Regions from separate parts of the Homo sapiens genome. Here all the other regions are linked to region 1. A link is a contact called in ENCODE Hi-C or POLR2A ChIA-PET data. All regions are on one chromosome and are shown on one strand. The core of a region is the stretch at or near the end of the contact, and the rest is flanking DNA. Distances in the headings are between cores, read along the strand shown. Region 1 holds the start of MAP3K8 (mitogen-activated protein kinase kinase kinase 8). Region 2 overlaps LOC105376481 (a long non-coding RNA gene). Region 3 has its middle 25 kb from the start of SVIL. Region 4 overlaps ZNF438 (zinc finger protein 438).

Region 1 (2,754 bases), core at 217-2,716:
ACCCGGGAGGTGGAGGTTGCAGTGAGCCGAGATCGCGCCATTGCGCTCCAGCCTGGGCGACAAGAGTGAAACCCCCTCTCAAAAAAAATTTAAAAATTATATATACATATATACATATGTGTGCCAAAATAGTACATTCTCCCTCAGGGCACATTTCTGACTATGTTTTTGCTCTCAAAAAGCCCCGGATTATGCGTTTCAGGCGTATGGAAGGAAGGACCGACACTCTGCTTCAAAACCTCTACATGCCTCAACGTTCCCATTTGCTTTACACGACAAAGTCCTCATGGGCCGTATGCCAGACGTCCTGCACACAAACCTCAATCCGTCGCAGAGAGCTGGGGGCGTCAGCTGGAAGTGGATTACACTCTCCTTGGCACAAACGACTCAGGCCACAGGTATGTAAAGCAACTGCAAGAGCCTTTCTGTCCCTGTTTTTTATCAAGAGCAGCCTTTAATCTTGTCTTCCCAAAAGTGAAATAGACAAGCATCGCAACGTTTCTCTCTTACAGGCAGCCGGTGGCCTTCCCCTGTTAACTATGGAGACAATCCCTAGGCGTCCTTCTCCGCCCAGAGCTAGAAAAATTTCAGAGTCCTGATCATGCACTATCGCTCGAAAACAACTTCCGTGAAAATAACTTTTTTTTTCTCCTAGTATTCTTTCTTAGACCAAAAGCCCAGCCTTCGTGTTCTGCTATGACCTCTTTAGTCATGGGATAGAGTCCGGGTTACAAACTTGAATTTAGTTCCAGCCATTCACAAGTCTCTGGGCTCCGCCAACCCACACTCCCACTCCTTTCCTCCTGGTTCTCTAAGTCAAGGGAGCCTAAAAGGCTTATAAATTATCAAAGCACCCAGCATTTGGGAGGATCGGGTCCTCCAGCCTCCGAGCTGCACTCACCGGGTCTCGGGCAGGGAGAGTGCGGCCGTCCAGGCGGCGTCGGCAGCGGGAGGCGCAGTGACAGCGGGTCCCCGCTTCCCCGCGCACTGCCCAGACCAGCACTGCCCTGGCGCTGCGGATACGGGAAGGAGGAGGAAGGGGGAGGAGTCGCGAGTCTGCACCCCGTGAGACCCTTGCGCAAGGTGCTTTCCAGCTGTGCCTGGTGCAGCCGGCGACCCGCGAGCGCAGCTGTGGGCACGCCCCCACCTCTTCCCACGCCAGAGTTTTCCCCTCTGCTGGGGGCACCCTCCATTTCTGCATGGGAATCCCCGGGGCACCCAGGCGGGACGCGACCCGAAAGACACGCCGGAGACCCCCAACCCTGGATTACCTGCGGCCTTGGCGCTCCCACGCCGGCCGAGCGCTCCAGCCGCGGCCCCCCGAAGGTTCGGTGCGATGCTGGCTGCAGGCCTGTGGGAGCCGAGCACGCCGGGCCACTGGGATCCGGCGGCGGCAGCGGCAGAAGCAGGAACCAGGGCGCCGGACCCCAGAGCGTGGCGCGCAGTCCAGAGCGGAGCGGACGAGTGAGACCCGCGTCGCCCGCACGCTCAGACCGCCCTGCTCTGCCCCTGACTCACGGCGTCTGAGCCTGCCCAGGGGCGGCGCAGCGGACGCCAGCCACCGCCTCCCCGACTTTTCCATTTCCCCTTTCTCTCCGTAAACAGAAAGAGACTGCCCGGTTGCAGGGTAAGCCAGAGCCCCCGCGCTGGGAAATTCCGCGTCTCCCCCCCACCCGCCACCCCGCCGCCCCTCATTTGCCCTCTGGGCGCCCGGGCGGAGCTGGAGGCGGGACTAGGGAGGAGCAGAGCGGCGCGCAGGGAGGAGCGCGGGACGTGAGCTGCGGCCCGAATCGAGAGCCTGGGACGGGGACGAGTTTTCCCCCGGGCCTGGTGACCCAAGGCGTCTTAGTGGCGGAGTTGCAAGAGGTGGTTGTGCCCTTCCCGGTCCCCAGGGAAGGTCGTATATCTTAGTGTACTCGCGCCCTCGGCGCTTCTCTGGAGTCCCAGGGTCCGGCGGGAGGGCACGCTCCCGGGGGGCGGCGGGGAGGGCAGTCACCAGACCTTTTTCCGCGCGCCCCACGCTCTGGGGTGGGGACAGAGGCGCCGTGTGCCCTCCCAGCAGTGCTGCGGGAAGCCGGGGAAGCTTCGGGGCTTCTTGGAACCGCGACTGTGGGTCCGATTGCTAGTAGCACGGCCCCGCCTCGCCCAGATTTCGCTTCAAATTCACACACAAAGAGGGCAGTGACCCGTGGTGCGCACGCACACATTCCAACTTAGAGATTTCCAAGAGGCTGCGGCAGGGTGGGCCCGGAACCTGGTTGTTGGGCGCTCGGCTGGGAGCCTGTGCACTCCGCCAGCAGAACCTGGTTTTCTTCTCTGCAGTCTTTATTAAAATTGGTTATTTTGCGGCACCGCCTCATTAGGAAGCGTACTTGTACTATCTCCCCGCTCCCGCCTACCGCTAACCCTCAGTCCTAGCTGCTCATCTGGGGTTTTCCTTCTAGAGTGTCAAGCTTTTACTCCAGGTGTAACCGGAAGAGAGTTCTAGAGAAAAGCGCCACTCTCCCGAAATCCACTCTGCGGGACATTCCCAATGCCCCGCCACCCCCTCCCCCTACATTTCCCACGTATCAAGCACCCACTAGGAACCAGGCATTCGGCTAGAGCGCGGAGAGCTAGGAGCCATGTAAGGTCGACATCCTCTCTCTCTCTCTCTCTCTCTCTCTCTCTCCCCCCCCACCTACGGCCCAGGAGGTGGGGTGTCCCAGGCACAACCCAGATTCAAACGCGGTCACACTCCAAGTCCACGCCCTA
Region 2 (2,904 bases), core at 244-2,743, 700 kb before region 1:
TTGTATTTTCAGAGAAGAAAAATTTTCAGGGGCCTTATATGAGAACACAGTGTGAAAATTCACATTATTTTCAAACTGTATTTAAACCACCCAGCCTAAAAGAAAGTTGCTTCTGGAAAGTCAAAGATGCTCTGAAAATGAGTGGAGATATGGTTTCTTACCTATGTGTATAAAATGAACAGTTTTATTCTTTCAACTCTTTATTATCTCTATAGGACATTAAGTTGGGCCGCATGTGCTAGACTAGATGTCTGGAGTAAATCTGTTTTCAGATATAATCTCTGGAGCATTCATGAAAGCTTCATATTTTGACACAGGAAGCAAAGAACATACTTGCAAATGCTGGCTCTGTTCATGGATGGAATGGTGCTTGAAACAAGTATCCTGCTGACATTACTTAACTCTTACAGGGGTCATTACTTAGGGATCAGCAATTTGCTAAAGATGAACAGATTCTAAGAAGATGGTTTTCCAGCAGCAACCAATTTTAAATCTGGACTGTGCACCAGGCACCTCTTGGGTATGACCTCAGTGCCTTTGGGTGTCCCTTGTCCCTCATTCCAGCTACTGATGCAGGTTCTGAGCAGCTTCCTGCTGGGGCCTTGCCTCATGCCTTTGCCTCACACCTCTGCTGGAGCTTCCAGAGTCTGCCCTGGAGCTTCTCTAAGCCGTCGGGGGCCCATGCATTTTGCCCAACCCAGGAGTGATCAATGGAGTCTAAGTGCTAATGGATAAATGTTTTCCTTTCTTCCCCCAGATGGACAGCCCTGAAACATCTTTCATGCAACTCCTCAGGCAGCCCAGAAACAGCCAGGAACCATTCGCCAGGAGCTGTGGCCAACTTAATAACTCATCCTTGTATTGGTTTCCATCCTCTGTCCTTCATCCGTCTTGTCTTTTACTCCTACTTGCTGGATCACACATCCCAATAAATTTTTGCACTCAAGCGTTTGTCTCAGGATCTGCTGTCCGGAGGACCAAGACTAAGTTCAAGTCATATTTTTTTTTTTTTGAGATGGAATCTCACTCTGTTGCCCAGGCTGGAGTGCAGCGGCATGATTTTGATTCACTGCAACGTCCACCTCCCGGGTTCAAGTGATTGTCCTGCCTCAGCCTCATGAGTAGCTGGGATTACAGGTGCACGCCACCACACCTGGCTAATTTTTGTATTTTTAGTAGAGACAGGGTTTCACCATGTTGGTCAGGCTGGTCTCAAACTCCTGGCCTCGTGATCCGCCCGCCTCGGCCTCCCAAAGTGCTGGGATTACAGGCATGAGCCACTGCGCCCAGCTGCCTTTTTTTTTTTTTTTTTTAACTAAATTGAGTTACACTGCCTAGGCTATCTTCACACACCCCCACCATCTCAGGCAGTTTTCCAAATGCAGAAAGCTCAGTCCTCTTTTCACTGAGTGCATCTGCATCCTGGTGTGTGCATGAAATGGGTGATGGGGTAACCTGTCTCCTTGCGTTGCATGTGGTGGGTCTCAGGGAGAGTGCTGAGTCATGATGTCTTGGCAACAGTCACAGCAGGACCCAGAATGGAGTTTACAGTGCAGATCCAGCAACTGGTTGGGAATTCTGGCCCTGTGCTTTTGTCTGCTAACTTTAACTTGGCCCTGTGTTATTTTTCCAAGCCATATTTTTAACTTACTCCTAAGTTTTTTTATTTGTTCATTTCATCCTGCTGTATTTGTGGATTTGATATAAATAAGCAAAGATTGGTGTGAGTAGACCTTTTTTAAAAAAATCATGTCTAAAAGTCCCAAAGTCACATTGAATACTCTTACTATATGATGTAGCTTTTTAAAAATGATGAGAAAATTGTGGTTTTGAAAAGTAAGTGTAAAAACTTTACTGTCTTCATTTGGAGATGATTTATTGAATTTGTTTAATCACTAACAAGCCTGGAACAAAATTATGCCATCCACAGCGAGAATTATACAACTTTGAACAACAGTTCTGGCATGCTATGGGGACCTCATAGAGACACAGTATCTGACCATGGGACACAAAGTGACCATGTGGCCAAAGCAGCCCATCAGGAGCTGGGTTCTGTCGAAACCACTATGTCATGTCATTGGATAGGCCCTGGAACAATCCATTGTAAGACTGGACTGGTACATCTGGGATTAGGCCTAAGCAGGACCAGAGGGCACAGTCAAGCTGCACAATAGCCATCCACTATTACTGTACCAGCACTTCCCTCTCAGCTCACACCCACAGCCATATGTAAGACCCTTATGATTAGCTGACTAAGAGGAAGGAGCTCAAGCTTGCTTCATGGATGGGCCAGCTCTGTACATCCGTGCAAGCTGAAAATGAATGGGAACTGTGCTACAGTCCCATTCAAGGGTGGTCTTAAAAGACAGTGTGGATGGTGGTGTCCCTGGTCATACACTTTGTTTTGAAAGAGAAGTGGCCTGGGGTCGTGATATATGCAGACTTATGGGCAGTACCAAATGGCTTGACCAAATGGGCAGGGGCCTAGTAGGAGACAGATTGGCAGATTGGCCACAAGGAGGTCTGGAGTAGAGACACGTGCATGGACTACAGGAGTGTTGAAGGTCTTTGTATCACATGTTAACACCCACAAGAGAGGCACTAAACATACAGGTAGACAAAATGACTAACCAGTTGACAGCAGTCCCTGTCATCATCCACTCCAGGGCCGGCGCTGAATAGAATAGCCATGGTGGCAGGTATGGAAGCTATGCATGGGCCCACCAGTATTGGCTCCCGCTTACCAAAGCTTTTCTAGCCACTGCTACTGCCAAATGTCTAACATTCTAGCAGCAGAGAGTGATACTGGGGTCCCAGTAGAGCCTATACCTCAAGGAGACCAACCGGACACTCTGGCAAATTCACTACACTGGATACCTTCCACCCTGGAAGATGCAGCAATTA
Region 3 (2,700 bases), core at 174-2,673, 770 kb after region 1:
CTAGAGTGCAGTGGCGCAATCTCGGCTCACTGCAACCTCCGACTCCCTGGTTCAAGCGATTCTCCTGCCTCAGCCTTCCGAATAGCTGGGACTACAGGCATGTGCCACCACACCTGGCTAATTTTTGTATTTTTAGTAGAGACGGGGTTTCACCATGTTGGCCAGGATGGTCTTGATCTCTTGACCTCATGATCCTCCCATCTCAGCCTCGCAGAGTGCTGGGATTACAGGCGTGAGGCACCACACCCGGCCCAGGCACAGGCTTTTTAAACTCCTTCTTTGTCCCTGAGCTCATGATTTCACTGCAGATTTTCTTCTATCTGGACTCACAGTTGTAGAGCCCCAAGGCGATTGCTGTGCACACTATGAGTTTGAGAGCCCATGCTCCAGAGGTCAGGAGGGGAATGAGCCAGGGGAAGACGTGAGCGTCTGGGCAGAGATTAGCACTCTCTTTAAGAAGAGGGAGGGATGAGAATGTTTCTATTCTGCCCTTTCTTCTTGGCTTCTTGTGATTCTCTTGGCCCGTTCCCCCCACCAGAATTTTGCTCTGTGGCCTAGGCTGGAGTGCAGTGGTGAGACCATGGCTCACTGCAGCCTCCACCTCCCAGGCTCAAGCGATCCTCCCACCTCAGCCTCCCTAGTAGCTGGGAGGTGTGCAACACCATGCCTGGCTAATTTTTTATATTTTTTGTAAACACAGGGTCTTGCTATGTTGCCCAGGCTGGTCTCAAATTCCTGGGCTCAATTGATCCTCTCACTTTGGCCTCCTAAAGTGCTGGAACAATAGGTATGAGCCACCCCACCCTGCCTTTTTAATTTTTTTTTTGAGTCAAGCAAGGTGTTGCTTTGTTGCCCGAGCTGGAGCGCAGTGGTACAATCGTAGCTCACTGTAACCTGCAACTCCTGGGCCCAAACAATCTTTCTTCCTCAGCCTGTTGGGTAGCTGGGACCATAGGCAGGCCCAGCTAATTTTTAATTTTTTTGTAGAGACAAGGTCTCACTGTATTGCCCAGCTTAGTCTTGAACTCCTGGCCTCAAGCCATCCTCCTGCCTCAGCCTCCCAAAGTGCTGGGATTACAGACATGAGCCACTGTGCCCAGCCCCTGTTTTCTTTTTGAGTAGTTTTCTTTTTCTTTCTTTTGTGGCTGGTTCAATAAGAGGGTCTCCTTTTCCTAAGCAGGCAAAGGATTTTTTAAACCAGTTTGGAGCCCTAAGGAGGAGTCCCAGGGGAAAAAGAGAGGCTTACATTGATCTAGCCCAGTTCTCAAGGCATCAAAGCTTTTTAGTAATAAAGAGATTTGTGGAGGAAAGGGAAAATGATTTTTTTTATTGTTGGAACAAAAAACGGTCTGCTTAAACCCAATAATTTGTCTGTGTTTACCGCAACCATCTCTGTGGCTTACAAGAATGAGTTCATGACTGTCTGAATTCCACCAGGCAGTGGTGACAATAATTTATTTTTTAACCTTGTGGGAACTTCACATGGGCTGACTCCCCTTTGACCCCGCACCCATCACAAGATGATTTTTTCCTAGAAGTTGCCTCTGGGGCTGGGCTTCTGGAGATGAACCCCATTCTCTCTATGCTGGATAAACCAGGCTTCTGACATCCTTCCTGTGGAATATTTATAAAAATGAGCGCCAAGGAATTCAGCTGTGGTTTCTTGCAATGCCTGGTGTGGTGCCAGCTGTTGCCCAGTTCAGAGCCCTCTGTGCTTGAGTGAATTCTTTTCTGACTTTTTCCGGCGGTAAGAATACAAGGAAGTGCTGAGTAGACAACAGAGAGGAGATGAGAAGATGGAACTCAATAGCCTAAGACAAAAGACTTCCCAAAGCCACGCTTGTTAACCACTAACCAGCTGATAAACGAGGGGCTTTCCTCTGTAGTCTGGGATTGCAGGGCTGGAGCCTTCTGTGTTGGGGACCTCTCCCAGGCTGAGTCATTAAGAACCACACAGAGTGTCAACCCTCGAGTCTAAAGAATGACTCTGTAACCTTGTGAGTCATCTTTCATACAAATTGCACCTCGTCAGGCAAACCACAAGGGGAAATGCATGTTTGCCTTAATTCTACTCTGGTACATTCTAGCATAGGTGGGGTTTCCCCTCACTCTTTGAGGAAAATAAATGCAGAGATTGTCTCTGCCTGGAATGCTTGACATAGACCAAGTCATAGCCAAATCACTCACCCTGATGCCTTCGGTGAGTTATTCCAGTCTCCTAACTCTCCACCCAGCATGTCTTTTTCTGTGGAATTGGGTCTTTGTTAGTTCCATCCAACTTCGTGATGAATTTCAACCCATTTCTTATTTTCTCAGTTGTCCCTTTGTGGCAAGGCTGCTGTTCCCAAGCCTCCATATTTGTTCTTTTGTTTTTAATTTTTTTAAAGACAGGGTCTTCCTTGTTGCCCAGGCTGAAGTACAGTGATCCAAACATGGCTCACTGCAGCCTTAACCTCCTGGACTCAAGTGATCCTCCTGCCTTGGCCTCCCATGTAGCTGGGAGCACAGGAGCACACCTCCACGCTCAGCTAATTTGTTCAATTTTTTGTATAGACAGGGTTTCACTTTGTTGCAGACTGGTCTTGAACTCCTGGCCTCAAGCAGTCCTCCCACTTCAACCTTCCAAAGTGCCAGGATTACAGGTGGGAGCCACCATGCCTGGCCATCCCTATATTTGGATCTGATTTTAAATTTGAATTT
Region 4 (2,700 bases), core at 193-2,692, 550 kb before region 1:
GGCTTGGAAATTTCTGTGTTGCTTGGTAGTCTTTAGCCAGAATTGGTGTTAACAGTCTCATGTTAATAGAATTATAGTTAAAGAATTATAATCTATTTTTTAGTTGTTTAACATGATTGTGCTAACCTTGGTTGGGAAGTTGAGAAAAAGACAGGATGGCCGGGCGCGGTGGCTGATGCCTATAATCTCAGCACTTTGTGAGACTGAGGCAGGTGGATCACGAGGTCAGGAGATCGAGACCATCCCGGCTAACATGGAGAAACCCCGTCTCTACTAAAAATACAAAAAATTAGCCAGGCGTGGTGGCAGGTGCCTGTAGTCCCAGCTACTCAGGAGGCTGAGGCAGGAGAATGGTGTGAACCCGGGAGGCGGAGTTCGCAGTGAGCCGAGATCGCGCCACTGTACTCCAGCCTGGGTGACAGCGCGAGACTCCATCTCAAAAATAAAAAAAAAAAAAAGAAAGAGAAAAAGGATGGTTTTCTCAGGCCAAGTTTAAATTACATTGATCATGTAATAGTTCACACAAAACAAGCAAACAAGAAAAACTTATTATTCTGTGCTAGAAGAGCATTAAAAGTATTGTTTTTAGGGACATGCTTACCATTCAGCTGATTGTAATTTGTGGTCATCAAAGTGTAAATAAGAATAGCTAGTATATATTGAACTTTTTTTTTTTTTTTGAGATGGAGTCTCGCTCTGTCACCCATGCTGGCGTGCAATGGCACAATCTCGGCTTGCTGCAACCTCCACCTCCCGGGTTCAAGTAATTCTCCTTCCTCAGCCTCCTGAGCAGCTGGGATTACAGGTGCACGCCACCAGCCCAGCTAATTTTTTTTGTATTTTTAGTAGAGACATGGTTTCACCATGTTGGTCAGGCTGGTCTCGAACTCCTGATCTCATGATCCCCCTGCCTCGGCCTCCCAAAGTGCTGGGATTACAGGTGTGAGCCATCACGCCCGGCCTGAACATTTTCTATGTACCAGGCACTTTACTTACATTATCTCATATAATCTTCATAATTACCTATGAGATAGGCTGGAATTCCCTTTACAGATGAGGCTGAGAGAGAAGAGCTGTCTCCAGTCTAATTCTGAGATGGGGAGGCGGACAGAACAAGTGCCTATTATGTACAGTACCTACTGTTTGTTCATGATATAAGCAGCTCCCAGGAAATGCTGTCATGTTTCCATAAACACGTAGTAAACTTCGGATTATTTCAGCTTTTCTAGGTAAGAATATCTGATCACACTGGGTGACCTAGAGTGGATTCTCCTGGGGTGAGCAGCCTGGAGTAAGGACTTGTGTTTCTTGTCTAGCTTTACTCTGGCTCATTCTGCAGTCCCCTAACATGTCAGTTGTTCTCTGTCACCTGATTAATTGCTGAACACTCATTCATTGTGTGCTTCGTTGATCATATGCCAAGAACTTTTGGCAGCTCTGGGGAACATGCTCTCCACGTGCCTCCTGGTAACTGTTGGACAACTAGAAGTTCCTAGCTGTTGTGAAAACTTTGATCCAGAAACTGCAACACATGCCAGAGACCAGGGATGGGGTAGTTGAACAGCTGACAGGTGAAATGTAGCTATTCAGATTGTTAGTTGGTCAGGAGTCAGAAATAGAGTAGGCATGTGACTCTAAAAAGTGGTTTTTGAAGAGGATTATGATGGTTGGCTATGGACTTCATAGTTTGTAGACATAAAATAATTCTAACTTCTTTTTGAGGAAGAGTCATAAAAGTACAAAATCTCCTTTGCTATCTTCTCTTCTTTATGGTCTCTAAAAGTTGACATTTCTCAGGGCTCAGTCCTTAGCCTTCTGTATTTATTTTCCACACGATCTCATATGATCCCATGTTTTAAATGCCATCTGTTCTCCCAAATTTACAATTTCTTTACTTTGGTCTCTCCCATGAGTTCTAGACTTATTTTTATGTCTTTTCAACATCTCCATTTTGGAGTCTAATAAACATTTCAAACTTAGTATGTCTAAAATGTAAATCTTGAACTTTTCTCCCTGGGTAAGTGATATACCCAGTTGTTCCAGGCCAAAAACTCAAAGTCATGTGTGACTTTTTATTCCATATCCCACATCCAGTCCATTAGTAAGGCTTATATGCCTGCCTTTCAAAATGTATCCCAAATTACTCCTACCCCACTCCTCACCCTTACTGCCCTATTGTAAGTCACTGTCATAAGTCACCTAGGTGATAATATCGTCTTCTAACCGGCCTTCCTTATCTCCTCATTGTATCTCTCCAGTCAGTCCTCCATATAGGAGTAAAAGGTGTTTTTTTTTTTTTTTTTAATGTTAAACAGTTTCTGTCATTCCTCTGTTCAGAACCCTTCAGTGGCTACCCAGCACACACAGGATGAAACGTTGTCTCACATGTTCTAACAGGCCTGCTGACTTTATCTCCTGTCACTCACTGTCTTGCTCACTCTCCTCTAGCCACACATGCCTTCTTGCTATTCCTTAGATACTCCCAAGTCCATTTGTAATCAGCTAGCTTCTCCTGGTTCCGTGATCCCACACCCCTCACTCCAACCAGTTTAGCCTAGTACCAGTGGAGGTAGATTTAGAGAGAAGAAAAGTGCATATCCAAGACTCTCTAGCACATGTATCAGTAGAGTCACAATAAAAATATTACAGCTTTAGCATTCCTAGTTTTGGTAATTTGGATTGCTTTCAAGAATAAGAAGG

The links. A loop is a pair of places that touch in the nucleus more often than their neighbours do. ChIA-PET counts read pairs that join two places held with the same protein, here RNA polymerase II (POLR2A). Pooled maps may share reads with other maps.
Region 2: a loop to region 1 is called in a map of naive thymus-derived CD4-positive, alpha-beta T cell, with 4 times the contacts of the local background. The contact joins the enhancer-like site here to the promoter of MAP3K8 in region 1. A Hi-C loop is called at or near these places in 1 of 168 maps with a recorded cell type or tissue (naive thymus-derived CD4-positive, alpha-beta T cell) and 5 of 50 pooled maps.
Region 3: a pooled map shows a loop between it and region 1 (7-fold over the local background). The contact joins the enhancer-like site here to the promoter of MAP3K8 in region 1. A Hi-C loop is called at or near these places in 9 of 50 pooled maps. POLR2A ChIA-PET finds 5 or more read pairs at or near these places in 2 of 52 experiments (PC-9 and activated T-cell).
Region 4: a pooled map shows a loop between it and region 1 (3-fold over the local background). The contact joins the enhancer-like site here to the promoter of MAP3K8 in region 1. A Hi-C loop is called at or near these places in 4 of 50 pooled maps. POLR2A ChIA-PET finds 5 or more read pairs at or near these places in 2 of 52 experiments (activated CD4-positive, alpha-beta T cell and endothelial cell of umbilical vein).

Annotation. Positions count from the first base shown.
Region 1 is chr10:30,432,896-30,435,649 of GRCh38, reverse strand. MAP3K8 (mitogen-activated protein kinase kinase kinase 8) reads right to left here and starts at 1,466. Exons shown (of 9, transcript NM_005204.4): 1 at 1,272-1,466. RefSeq lists enhancers at 1-502, 627-676, 967-1,066, 1,787-1,926, 2,598-2,754 and a silencer at 1,507-1,746.
Region 2 is chr10:31,128,025-31,130,928 of GRCh38, reverse strand. All of the region lies in intron 2 of LOC105376481 (a long non-coding RNA gene), which reads right to left. It overlaps LOC105376482 (a long non-coding RNA gene), which reads left to right. Exons shown (of 4, transcript XR_001747412.2): 3 at 411-520; 4 at 758-946. Among named protein-coding and RNA genes, the nearest start is that of LINC02664, 58 kb to the left of the region's middle. Within about 2 kb of position 1,493, at least 7 of the 41 ENCODE cell types and tissues checked have a DNase peak (open chromatin) inside an H3K27ac peak, as active enhancers do.
Region 3 is chr10:29,658,439-29,661,138 of GRCh38, reverse strand. It overlaps a transcript of SVIL not described here. Among named protein-coding and RNA genes, the nearest start is that of SVIL, 25 kb to the right of the region's middle. RefSeq lists an enhancer at 1,404-2,603. Within about 2 kb of position 1,423, at least 25 of the 41 ENCODE cell types and tissues checked have a DNase peak (open chromatin) inside an H3K27ac peak, as active enhancers do; they include PC-9, where a contact is called at or near this core.
Region 4 is chr10:30,979,858-30,982,557 of GRCh38, reverse strand. All of the region lies in intron 2 of ZNF438 (zinc finger protein 438), which reads left to right. Among named protein-coding and RNA genes, the nearest start is that of ZNF438, 51 kb to the left of the region's middle. Within about 2 kb of position 1,442, at least 13 of the 41 ENCODE cell types and tissues checked have a DNase peak (open chromatin) inside an H3K27ac peak, as active enhancers do.